2 separate regions of the Mus musculus genome follow, and region 2 is linked to region 1. Evidence: chromatin contacts called from ENCODE Hi-C or POLR2A ChIA-PET data. All regions are on one chromosome and are shown on one strand. Each heading gives the region's core, a stretch centred on a gene start or an enhancer-like site at or near the end of the contact. The rest is flanking DNA. Distances are from core to core; before and after follow the strand shown. Region 1 holds the start of Vegfa (vascular endothelial growth factor A). Region 2 has its middle 15 kb from the start of 4930542M03Rik.

The links. A loop is a pair of places that touch in the nucleus more often than their neighbours do. ChIA-PET counts read pairs that join two places held with the same protein, here RNA polymerase II (POLR2A).
Region 2: POLR2A ChIA-PET joins it to region 1 with 19 read pairs in embryonic stem cell. The contact joins the enhancer-like site here to the promoter of Vegfa in region 1. A Hi-C loop is called at or near these places in 2 of 37 maps with a recorded cell type or tissue (CH12.LX and adrenal gland). POLR2A ChIA-PET finds 5 or more read pairs at or near these places in 3 of 5 experiments (Patski and embryonic stem cell).

Annotation. Positions count from the first base shown.
Region 1 is chr17:46,029,059-46,034,652 of GRCm38, forward strand. It overlaps Vegfa (vascular endothelial growth factor A), which reads right to left and starts at 3,319. Exons shown (of 7, transcript NM_009505.4): 1 at 2,233-3,319. The coding sequence starts at 2,832.
Region 2 is chr17:45,864,128-45,869,721 of GRCm38, forward strand. No RefSeq gene overlaps it. Among named protein-coding and RNA genes, the nearest start is that of 4930542M03Rik, 15 kb to the right of the region's middle. Within about 2 kb of position 2,354, at least 2 of the 3 ENCODE cell types and tissues checked have a DNase peak (open chromatin) inside an H3K27ac peak, as active enhancers do.

The sequences.
Region 1 (5,594 bases), core at 2,069-4,568:
CACCCCATCTGCCCAGGGCCTGACTGCAGCTCCCAAGCTTGGCTAGCCTCCCCCTCCCACATCTCCAAGCCTCTCACCTGGACTGGGCACTTGGCTCGAAGGTAACCAAGGAAGCTTTCTCCTCAGTATTGCCCAGCCCGCAGGGGGTCCTCCAACCCTCCTCATCCCCACCAGCTCCTTTCTCCCCTCCCCAGAAGCTGTGAAGGTCACCAAGAAGGCCTTGTGGGCCTGACAGTGGAAGCAAGCCAAGGCTTCCAGGCAGGCCTTCCTGAGGGTCTCCTGTTGCCACCTTCCTCAACCAACCTGGACCTCCAACTGCCCCAGAAGGACCAACTCCCACCCTTGGTCTGTCTCTGTCCCCTAAGAGCAGTTCATCCAGGGACCCTCAGTCTTGCCACCAGGGCCAAGGTCAGAGGTGACCCTTCTCAAGAGATAGCTTCCCCATTCCAGCTGCCTCAGGTTGGCCCTGGATTCTGCACTGTAGGCCCTCACTACCCCCTCAATAGCCCCATGACATTCTCCTTATTCTTCTGTCTAGCCCCCCGTGGAGAAAGGGAACAGAAACTTTGAACCCCTTCCCAGATGGGGAGGTTCTAAGGCAGGGACTGGCCAGGTGTCCTTCTCTGGGGGCCTCTGAAGGTCACACTGTGGCCAAGCACTCCTATCCTCCTCCCCACATGGAGGCCCAGAACCAAGGCCTTTGTGCCAGGGTCTGGGGAACTCTGGATGGTGGCAGGGACACCTGCCCTTCTCCTTCCTTCTGCCTCCTTTCCAAGAAGGCTCTACAACTGAAGCTTCGTGGAAATAAGCATGAAAGGACCCTTTGGTAGGCAAGTTGGGTGGGCAAGTTCGCAGTTAAACCACCTGCTCTCTGGGCATCGGGCTTTGCCAGGACAAAGTGTGTGAGAGATACTGACTGACAAGGGATCCTGCCAAAGGTATGGGAAAGGGCTGGTTCCAGGCTGCCCCTGTCAGAGCAAATATCAAGTCATGTTTCCAAAGGGGGGGTGGGGGTGGGAAATGGGGTGATGTCAGTCCACCCTTCGTTGATCCACCCCCCCCCCCGCAAAAAAAAAAAAAAACCTGAAGCACAGCTGTGAGGGGAGGAGGGAGCACACCTTCACCAACTCAAAACTTAGGTCAGCGTTTCCACAAAGAACCCGAGGGTGGGCCTCAGCACCCCCACGCCTGACAGTCACCGTCCTTTTCCTGGACCCTGGGTCCAGGAAAGGTCCGATGAGTCTTCGCAAAGAAAAGGAAAATATAAAAGGGTGGGAAGGGCTTCTCTTTTTACACCAGGCAGGAAATGGGGAAAAGGGGGAAGGGGCGTCGGGAAATTCTTCCTAGCGCGAGGCACGGGTAGAAGTTGGGAACGGAGGAAAGAGGTATGGGAGTTTCTCCGGGTCCCGGAGCTGGGGATACCTCCAGAGGTCACCTTCCTCGCGGAGGGCCGGTGGGGGGAGGGGCGCCGCTCGTCGCCCGGGTCTCCGGGCTCCGGCAGCCGCGGCTCCGGGAACACGAGGCCGGCCAGGCCCGGGCTGATGTAATCGGCTCTGCGCCGCGCGCGCCCGGCCAGGCGGGGGAGGGCGGGCACCGCGCGGGACGCGAGCGGGGACGGGAGGGGGTGGCGCGGTGCAGGTGGCCCAACAAGCTAGAGCGGTGGGAGAGGGTCCCCGCAGCAATCCATCCTAAAACTTTCCCCAAACTCACTGCAAGGGCCTCAGAGACCCAAACGGCAGTGACAGCAAAGCCCCCTCGGTCGCCCGCGCCCTGCCCCCTCCACGATCTCTGCCCTCCCCGGGTCCAAGGTCCGAGCACCCCCAGGCATGCCCGCTGGGCTCCGGACTCCCGCCCCCTTTGCCCGGACTTCCAGTTCTCCGGGGACCCGCGACCCGGAGCAAACTTCTGCCGCCAGCCTCGGCACAAGCCCAGCCCCCTCAGCCTCCTCCTCTGGCTCCCGCCCTCCGCTGCTCGGCCCAGATCGTACGTGCGGTGACTCTGGTGGGTGGGCAGGGCCCGCGTGGGCGGCGAGACGATCCTGGCGCCCTCCCACCTAGCGCGCACCCCCTCCCCCTCCACGTACGACGACAGAGGGGGACGCCTCGCGCCCGGTGCCCAAGGACCCGCGTGGGGCACGAAGCCCCCCACGCGCGCGCTCGCACGCACGCACGTCCCCAAGCGGGAGAGGCGCTCGCCACGGCCCGGCGACAGCAGACGGGCACGACCGCTTACCTTGGCATGGTGGAGGTACAGCAGTAAAGCCAGGGTCCAGTGCACCCAAGAGAGCAGAAAGTTCATGGTTTCGGAGGCCCGTCCGGGGCCGGCGCGGCTCGCGCTCCCTCTCCGGCTCGGACTGCGAGGCAGCCCGCTCTCTTGCGCGCCTTGGCGGGCTCCTCTCCCTTCTGGAACCGAGGCCCGGGCCGGGGCCTGGGGCGCGCGCGCGGCTGGAGCACTGTCTGCGCACACGGCCGCCTCACCCGTCCATGAGCTCGGCTCCTGAGAGCCGAGCGCCCACTGCGGCCCCCTCTCCTCTTCCTTCTCTTCCTCCCCTCTCTTCTCGGGCCCCGGCTTCTCCAGGCCCGAGCTAGCACTTCTCCCAGCTCCGATCGGTTTGTCTCCTGCGGCGCAGACCACGGCTACTACGGAGCGAGAAGAGCCCAGAAGTTGGACGAAAAGTTTCCGTGCAATCCCGCGAGCCCCGACCCCCTCCACCCCGCCTCCGGGCGCGGGCTTCGGTTCCTCGCGGCTCGCCGCCGCGTCCACCGTCGGCAGCCCGCCGGCGAGGAGGTGGGCGCTGGGGCTGGGGGCGGTGTCTGTCTGTCTGTCCGTCAGCGCGACTGGTCCGATGCAAGATCCCAAGGGGGAGGGCTCACGCCGCGCTCTGGCGGTCACCCCCAAAAGCAGGTCAGTCACTTTGCCCCTGTCCCTCTCTCTGTTCGCTCGCCAGCGCGCTCTCTCTGACCGGTCTCTCTCTCTCTTCCTTGACTTCTCTCTGGAGCTCTTGATACCTCTTTCGTCTGCTGATTTCCACAATCCGAAGTGATTTGAGGGAGTGAAGAACCAACCTCCTCAAACCGTTGGCACGATTTAAGAGGGGAATAGGAAGCAAAAATAAATTAAAGCGTAAAACAATACAGTTTAAGAAAAAAAAATTAAGAGGTTTGAATATCAAATCCCAGAGCACAGACTCCCGGGCTGGTGAGTCCGCTGAATAGTCTGCCTTGTCGCTGCGTCTCGCGACAGAGCTCCGCTGCCGCCGCTCAGCTCGCCCCCAGTGCCGCGGCCTCGCTGCAGCTCGGCTGCCCCAAGCCTCTGCGCTTCTCACCGGTAACAGCGGTGGAAGAAAAAGAGGAAATCTAGCTCCACCCCCAAGCCCCGCCCAGACCCGCCCCGGGGAGCGGTCTGGTGGAGCCAGGCACCGCCTTTCGGGGAGCCCCTAGGCCACTACCGCGAAATGGAAAGCTAAACCCCTTACCAGGGTCCACGGCCTCAAAATTATCTGTGCACCCCTTCAAACTGGGCTCAGGAACACACTGGGAATCCCAGAGTATTGGGAATCAGGGGAGACAGGAGAGTGAGGTTATATGCGGACAGGGTCTAAGAACAATTCCCTTTCCCAGGAATATAGGAGAAAGTAGGGGTTGGAAGGCGGAGAGCTGGCAGGGACGTATGAGGATAGGGACAACTAGAGTGACCCCTGGCTTTCTCCCCCACCTCACAAACACACTACACACACACACACATGCATGCACGCACTCACATTGACACACGCGTCCTCCCTCACGCAGACTCGGCTCGCCCAAGTTCACGATCTCCCCGTGATGGCCGAGCGCCCCCTAGTGACTACATTATGCACACCCCAACTCTTGCTCAAATGGCACGGGTCTTGGAAAGGGGGTGAGAGTTGATTCTTGAGTGCGGCAGACTTTGAGCTCCCAAATAATTGCGTGTTTCTGACATACACACACACCCAAAAAGTTGCGTGTTTGACCTCGGAAGCATAACTCTAGGTTTATATGTGGGGAGGGGGTTACGGGGGGGGGGGAGTATGCTTATCTGAGCCCTTGTCTGATCTGCAGTCATCAGGAGCTAGGGCCCTGGGGTGAATGGGATCCTCTGGGAAGTTTCCAGAGAGGCTTCTCTGGAGAGAATTTGGCACCAAATTTGTGGCACTGAGAACGGGAAGTGGAGTTCTGGAGTTAGTCAGTGGCGGGGAGTGAGACGACCTGTGGAAACCCACGTATGCACTGTGTAGTCTGGCAGAGCCCTGAAGGAGAGACAGCTGGGCAGACAGAGGCCCTTGTTCCTCCTGATCTCTCTCTCTCACACACACACACACACACACACAGAGATGTTGCCAGGGAACTGAAGCCAGGGTGCCAATGGGGGCAGAAGCGGGCCAGGCCGGCATGGTGATTCAAACCTACCCTAGCATTCAGAAAGGTAGGTAGGCCAGCTGCCCAGCGCTGCCGCCAACCCTCGGAAGGGTGGGAGTAGAGGCTCCCTCAGTTCTAGCCTAGGCTTACGGTTCATCTTCTAAACAGAATTCAGGGGTGTACTCTGTCCTCCCATTCTCCCTAAAACCCTTGGCTATTTCTCTATGCTTGCACACTTAGCCCGTGTGGCTCTGTCCCCTCTCTTTCTACTAAGTCCCCTTCTCCATGTCCTCAGTGTCTTCCTTAAGAGCTCTCCAAAACCCCCACCTCTAACCCACCCTTGGATATAGGAACCAGCCTGGAAAAATTCCTGGTTGGGCTTTGGCCCAGCTGCTCCTAGGCTCCCCTGGGAACAAGAGGGGGCTCCGATACCTGTGGGAAGAGAGGGACCAACCAGTCCCAGCCCTCACCCAGATCTGCTGGACTTCTGAGAAAGAGAACTCAACAATCTTCCTATTGCCCCCCCCCCCAGTGTAATCCACTATCTCCATCCCTCTGCACACAGTACTGAAGCTGGGTGGGTGCTGGCACCTCTTGGGCACCCCAATTCCAATGGAGCAGTAGTATGAGGATCTTATGAGGAAGGGAGCTGGCTCCTCACGCTATCCCTTCCTGCCCATCATTACTAGTCCCGAGTCCCCTCCTGGATGGCTCTCTTGTAGCAGGGAAAGTAGTAGTTAGTAAATGTTTGCTGGTCCAGAGCCCTCCTGTGGGTTTCCTCACCTGATCCTGATCCCTGCTCTAAGCAACTAAGAGGAGTCAGAAAGGAAAGCCACCAAATGTCTCACGTGTCTGTCTCTAACCGCAAGAACACCAAATGTAGCTCCCTGTCAGGGGGCCCCTGTCTCTCATCGTGGCATAACAGAGGCTGTAGACACTGAAGGCTCCCAAAGCGCTGCCCTTCTCATCTCCACCTCCTCCAGCTGTGATTCTCAACCCTCAACCCTTTGGAGGGACTGTCCAACAACCCTTTCACAGGGGTCGCATATCAGATGGCCTGCATGTCAGAGAGTTACATTATGATCCATAATAGTAACAAAATTACAGTTATGAAGTAGCAACAAAAATATTTTTATGTTGCCTGTGGGGGGGGGCTGGGGGGGTCACCACAACATGAGGAACTGTACTAAAGGGTCTCAGCATTAGGAAGGCTGAGAA
Region 2 (5,594 bases), core at 1,104-3,603, 170 kb before region 1:
CACTCAAGGCTGACCGTCATCAGCTGAGACCTCAGGTGAATTATTTCAGGCCTCTGTGCCTGTGAAGTAGGAGGATAATAGCCTTACCCAAGAGAGTGGTCTTGAGAATTCGATGAGATAGGCCACGTAAAACAGTCAGAGCAGTGCCTGGCACACAGTAAACCCACAGAGGTCGTCAGACGTTATTGCTGTGGGCTGTCTAGCGGATGGACAACTAAAGCTTGCCCTAAAAGGCTTTAATTGACTGTTGACATTTTGTTTCCTCCACTGGCCTCGGAGACTCCCAGGCCCTTTATCTCTCATGCCTGGCACATCTCAGGGCCTTGAGAACATGCGATGAAAGAAAGGGTGAACTAAGGAATGAACGAAGCAGGGAGAGGATGCATCCGAAGAAGCTTCTAGACTCGGAACATAGGGAAGAGCCCTGCAGAGAGGGGGAGAACGGTTGAAGTGGAGGCTGGGCGGCCTCTCCCAGCTGGTGTCTGCCGGGGCCGCAGAGGCCCCTGAGGAGGTAGCTGAGCCGGGCCCAAGGTGGGATAGGGTAGGAGAAGACAGGACGGCCATGTGCACTGGTCTGTCATGAGCGTCACATCAGAGGAGGGCTATCCAGTGGGGTGAAGACTGACAGGAAAGAGGGGACACGGCCCTGTGGCTCGCCGGCCATTTAAGAAGCCCAGTGTTCAGTTGTTCCTGGCAGAGAAGCCAGCCTCTCTCCACAGGCCCCCTCAGTGGGGAGACAAGCGCTGGAGATAAGAAGATTTTAAACAAATACGCAGTCCTCCAGGAGCGTAAAAGAGAAAAGATTGTGAGCTTTCTCTCCTTCCCTTCTTTTTCTTTCCCTCTTTTTCATTTCTTTTCTTTCCAATTCCCCCCACCCCACCCTACTGCCTTTTTCCTTCCTATAGAACTCAGTCCCTCCCTCCCTTCTGTTCCTCCTCCCCTCCCTCCTCCTTTTCCTCCTTTAAAATTTTACCTCTCTGAACAACCTGTCCTTCAGATTAAATGGGATTGTGGGAAAAGACAGGAAAGCCCTCCCCCCTTCATCAAGGTATTATGGACCAGCAACTGAGAACCTATAGAAGCTGTTAGTGACATAATGATTTGGAGAACCCTTCCTCAGAGTCCACCTGATACACCCTGGGGGCGGGGCAGAACCCAGTCTGAAGGGGACTCAGGGAACCCAAGTGATATGACTTGTCTTCAGGAGCCCCAGGCTGCAGGAGACACATGGCCCTTCTTCAGGAAGCCCCGGTCTGAGGTAGGAAGTAGTTAATATGTCACAGGGTTAATATTGTTTCGGCGCTGGTGTGGAGCTGTGTAGAGTAGACCCTGGAATCTGTATCCACAGGATGAGACTCCACAAGAAGCTGTTAGGTATCAGATGGTGGGGAAAATTGACATCCCTGAGGTCTCCCCCTCCCTCAGGTTTCAAATGCCTATCATCTTCTATCCCAGGCTATGTCTGACTAACAGGAAGGGCTGCTGGGGTCCAGTTTACCCATGAAATACAGGTTAGTCCAAGCTGAAGAAGCAAGCAGTTGGAGGAGTCAATTGAGGGACCATGGAAGATAAGCCATCTTCCTTAGAGAAGAAACACTCAAGCCATCTTGGCTAGTAAAGACATGTGGATGACAAACTGAGTCTCCCATGGCCCAGACAGGGCCTATGTGCAAAGGGGACGTGGTTAGGACCTAGAACTCTTCAGGCAGGAGTCAGGGCTGGCCGGGTGAGAGGCTCTGAGACCCCTGCTCCCTGTCACCCATATCCTGGTGACAACTACCGTTTGCAGATATGGAATCTACCCCTCAGACGCTGTTGAGAGGAAAGATGGTGGTGGTCATGGACTGAGTGAGGGGCGTTTGCAGCAATTTGCTGGCCCCAACACACACTCACAGTACTGACCAGCAATAAATGTGCATGAAATGCTCTCGGAAGTCACCATGGCTTTCAGGAGAGGAAGTGTCCAGGGAGGGAGGGGCATAAGCCTGGAACTGCAAGTCTGGCCAGCCAGTCGTGGTGTTTCCGTGACAAGAGGATAGTCTCTGGGAACCAGATGGCAAGCTTAGGTTGCCAATAGGCGTTTACAAACACTGACACTACAAAGACCCTGGTGGCAGAGAAGGAGAAACCGAGGCACTGAGAGCCAAGGGAGACTGAGAGGATTTGCCACACAGCATTGAGCATTGCTAGCCCCTGAAATCTCTGGACAAGTTTAACCTCCCTTCCAGCATAGGCTTGTTGTAAGCACAAGAGGATGCCTATGAGATGTGTTCTGCAAGCCTAGTCAGGCCCTGGATGGAGTCCCAAGCCCAGCCTCGTCCAGGCCCCCAACCCTCTGGTCAGCAAAAGCAATCCACATGGGATGGCCCCCAGACTTGCAGGCGACAGTCACTCAACACTCCATTAGCTGCTCTCCCGCTGACAGTCCCCAGGCGGGAGGCTCTCTTTCTGGAGAGTGAAAGCGTCCAGGATGATGAGCCTCCAGGGACTCTGAGCTCCCTCACGCCAATTTAACCAGAGCTGAGCGAAGCGAGCAAGCGAGGTGAGGAGCAGATTAACTCTCAGGAAAACCATGGCCAGCCCTCACCAGGCAATGCCACAGAGGCACGATGAGATTCTAAAGTTGGACTTGGTCCCCACGGGGACTGCCAATCCAGAAGAGGAAGGAAAATGTGTGGGAAAGGGGTCAAAGGACATAAATCAACATGCCTGAAATGAATATGGATCAGAACATACTTTATGCAAACATATGTAAATAGAGATGTAAATCTACCCCAGGGTGGGGCAGATGTGAAAGTCACGGTTCCAGAAAGTCCTCACAATGGAGCCCTCTGTTCAAGTGCATCCTTTCCAAAGGATCCCACTTACGCCCTTGGATAGAGCATAGGTCTTCCTGCTGTTTCAGAGACCCAGCCCTGCCACCCGATCTCCCCCTCTCTATGCCTCCAGTGGTTGAACCCTGAATAGAACCAGAAGACAGAATAGCCCAGATGCCAGCCTCCCACAAGGTCCTGTCTACCTGTTCCAGTGTACAACCTTAAATGCGCCCCCCCAACCACTATTGCCCTTCTACTGCCACCCAGGCCCCATACCTACAGTCTCTACCACAAGCTCAGCCTGTCCCCATAAGGGGTTCAAGCCCACCGGGAAGCCTGCCTTCCCCATAGACCCCTGGCTGTTCCTAGCACCACCCAGGCCACAGACGCTCAATACCAGAATGACTAATGAAATAAATGAATGACTAAGCAGACATTCGCAGGCACAGTCAGCTCCCTCTGGAGACCAACAGTACAATCCCTCTGCTTCCTGTCAGAGTTCTCACAGCTGTCCGAGGTTGGAAGTGGAGCTCCCTCCTCATGTCCTCAGCTAGCCTGAACTGGCTGCAGACAGAGCGTGACTCGGTCATCTCTGTGGTCCTAGCATCTGCTAGGGAAAGCTCTGGGATGTGGACTGGCTCTGTGGATGCGCACTGCCCACTTCTGTCCCCGCACGGACCACGGGGACCTAGACAATGGTGGGCCCCGTGGCATGGCACACAGCAGGCACTTCAGAGACTTGAAGGAGATATGAGGACTGGGAGGGCAGTGACTGATGCTGGATTCCAAAGGGCTTGGCTCCTAGACGAAGAACAGAAGGAAAGAAGAGAAGAGGTAGCAGATGCTAAGGGAGTGAGGGGCGAGGCCTGAGGGAAACCAGTGTTGGCTGTGGGCTCTCCTGTCCTCAGCCCAGGTAGCCCCAGCTCACTCACTCACATCTGTATTCAGACTGGAGCTCCTTGTCAGACTGCCTGGGCTCGGCTCCTTCCTTGCTCCCTTGAGTCTTCCAGGGAGTCTTAGCCTTCTGAGCAGCTGTTGGAAAGCTCTGGGTGGGTGGGGCGGGGTTCTTCCTTTTTTTTTTTTTTTTTTTTTTTCCCAGATAGAAGGTCAAGTACAAGGCGGGAGGCCACTTGATCCAGAGTCTTCTCCAGCCTCAGTGTCTGAATCTGTAAAGTAGGAGATGATAATCCAAGAGACTCTGTGAGGTTCCATATTCAGTCCTGGAATGGGGGCCAGCTGCTTGGTCAGTTCTCTGCACATATGGTCCCTCCCCTCTTTCCTTGCTATCCTCCCTGTTGTCCCATGGGGCTGTCACCAGCAGGTTCCAGGAGTATTGACCTGTTGTTTATTGTTATTGTTGGGCTTTTTTTCTCTTGTTGTTTGTTTGTTTGTTTAAATGCATTCCCTAAACAAATGAGAAGTCCTAGAGTTGGCTGTGCAGGAGGCCTTAGCTTAAGAGAGAGAGGGATCAGGACTATGAAGCTAGAAAAGGATGCAGCTTGGGAAAGAATTGGTACAGAAGCTGTGCAAGAAGGAGCAGAGTTCAGGATGAAACAAGAGGCCCCAAAGTTAAGCAAGAGAAAGGACTTCCCAGGACCAAGGGAGAAACCAACAGTCTGAGAACTGAAGCTTGGGAAGGCTTGGGTTGCCAGAGGTCTTTTGAGCTCATCTGCTTGGAGCGTTTCAAAGTGTTCACCTGGTTGTGTGGCCACAGCACTGAGCTCAGAACCTAGGTGGCAAGCACCGTCAAGTCCCTTTGTAGCATAGGAGGAAACAAAGTTCTGAATGATCATGGGAATGGCCAAAGGTTGCCTGGTAGAGGGGTGGAGGTGGGGCCTGGAGCCAGACTTTCCCTACCCTCTGCTGAGGGCTAGCTAGTTGGCATATTTCATTTATTTATTTATTCATTCATTCATTCATTCATTCATTCATTGCCTCCTTCATGCTAGGTAAACGGTCTCTGCCTCCCCACGGTGTCTGCAGAGTTTTACAGTTTCATGCTAGCTTCTTTGCTCTGTTAAGGAAACTACGGGAGATGGAGGAAGGGGACCCTGTGAAACTCTGTGGCCGGCCCGCATCTGTCCCTGCAGAAATGTGGAGGTCCATGGAGCAGATTCTCTCCCAGACACGACACGATGGACAGGCAGAAGGGGGCTGGGCCTGAACTGTTCCTGGGCTGCCTTCCATCAGAGGCTGCAGCCTTCCTGACCCCATCTGGGCGGCCACCCTGTCTCAGTATGGCCAGATTCTCCTTAGTCTCCCCCAACCAGGCCCATCTCTGCCTTACTCCCAGCCCACAAACAACATATTGTTGACAATCCTCAGGGGCCAAACACTTGATAAGATGGTCCCCACCACACCAGACATCCTGACAGCAGGCTGTGCTCTGCGCTCTGATGGCGGATGCTTTGAATACATCATCCTGTCAAACAAGTTTATTATTCTTTCACTCAAGATAAACTACAGCCGCCAACGAGGGGCTGTATAAATTCCAGGCTCAGAAGTGGAGCAAGCCCCCTCCCTGCTGAACACACACACACACACACACACACATACACACACACACACACACACAAATCCTGCTGAGAAAAAGCCATCACCACCTCCCACAGTCTTGGTTCCTTAAGGATCTCTGGGGGACTCAGTAGCTCTGTCTCATGGGGTGGTCCCAGGAGCAGCTGCAGACACCGAGAAACCCGAGGTACCCTTGGGCTGCTTGCCTGCTTGCTTGCAGGCCTGAGCTGACTTCCTCCGGGGTCCAGGGAAGGTCCCTCCCCG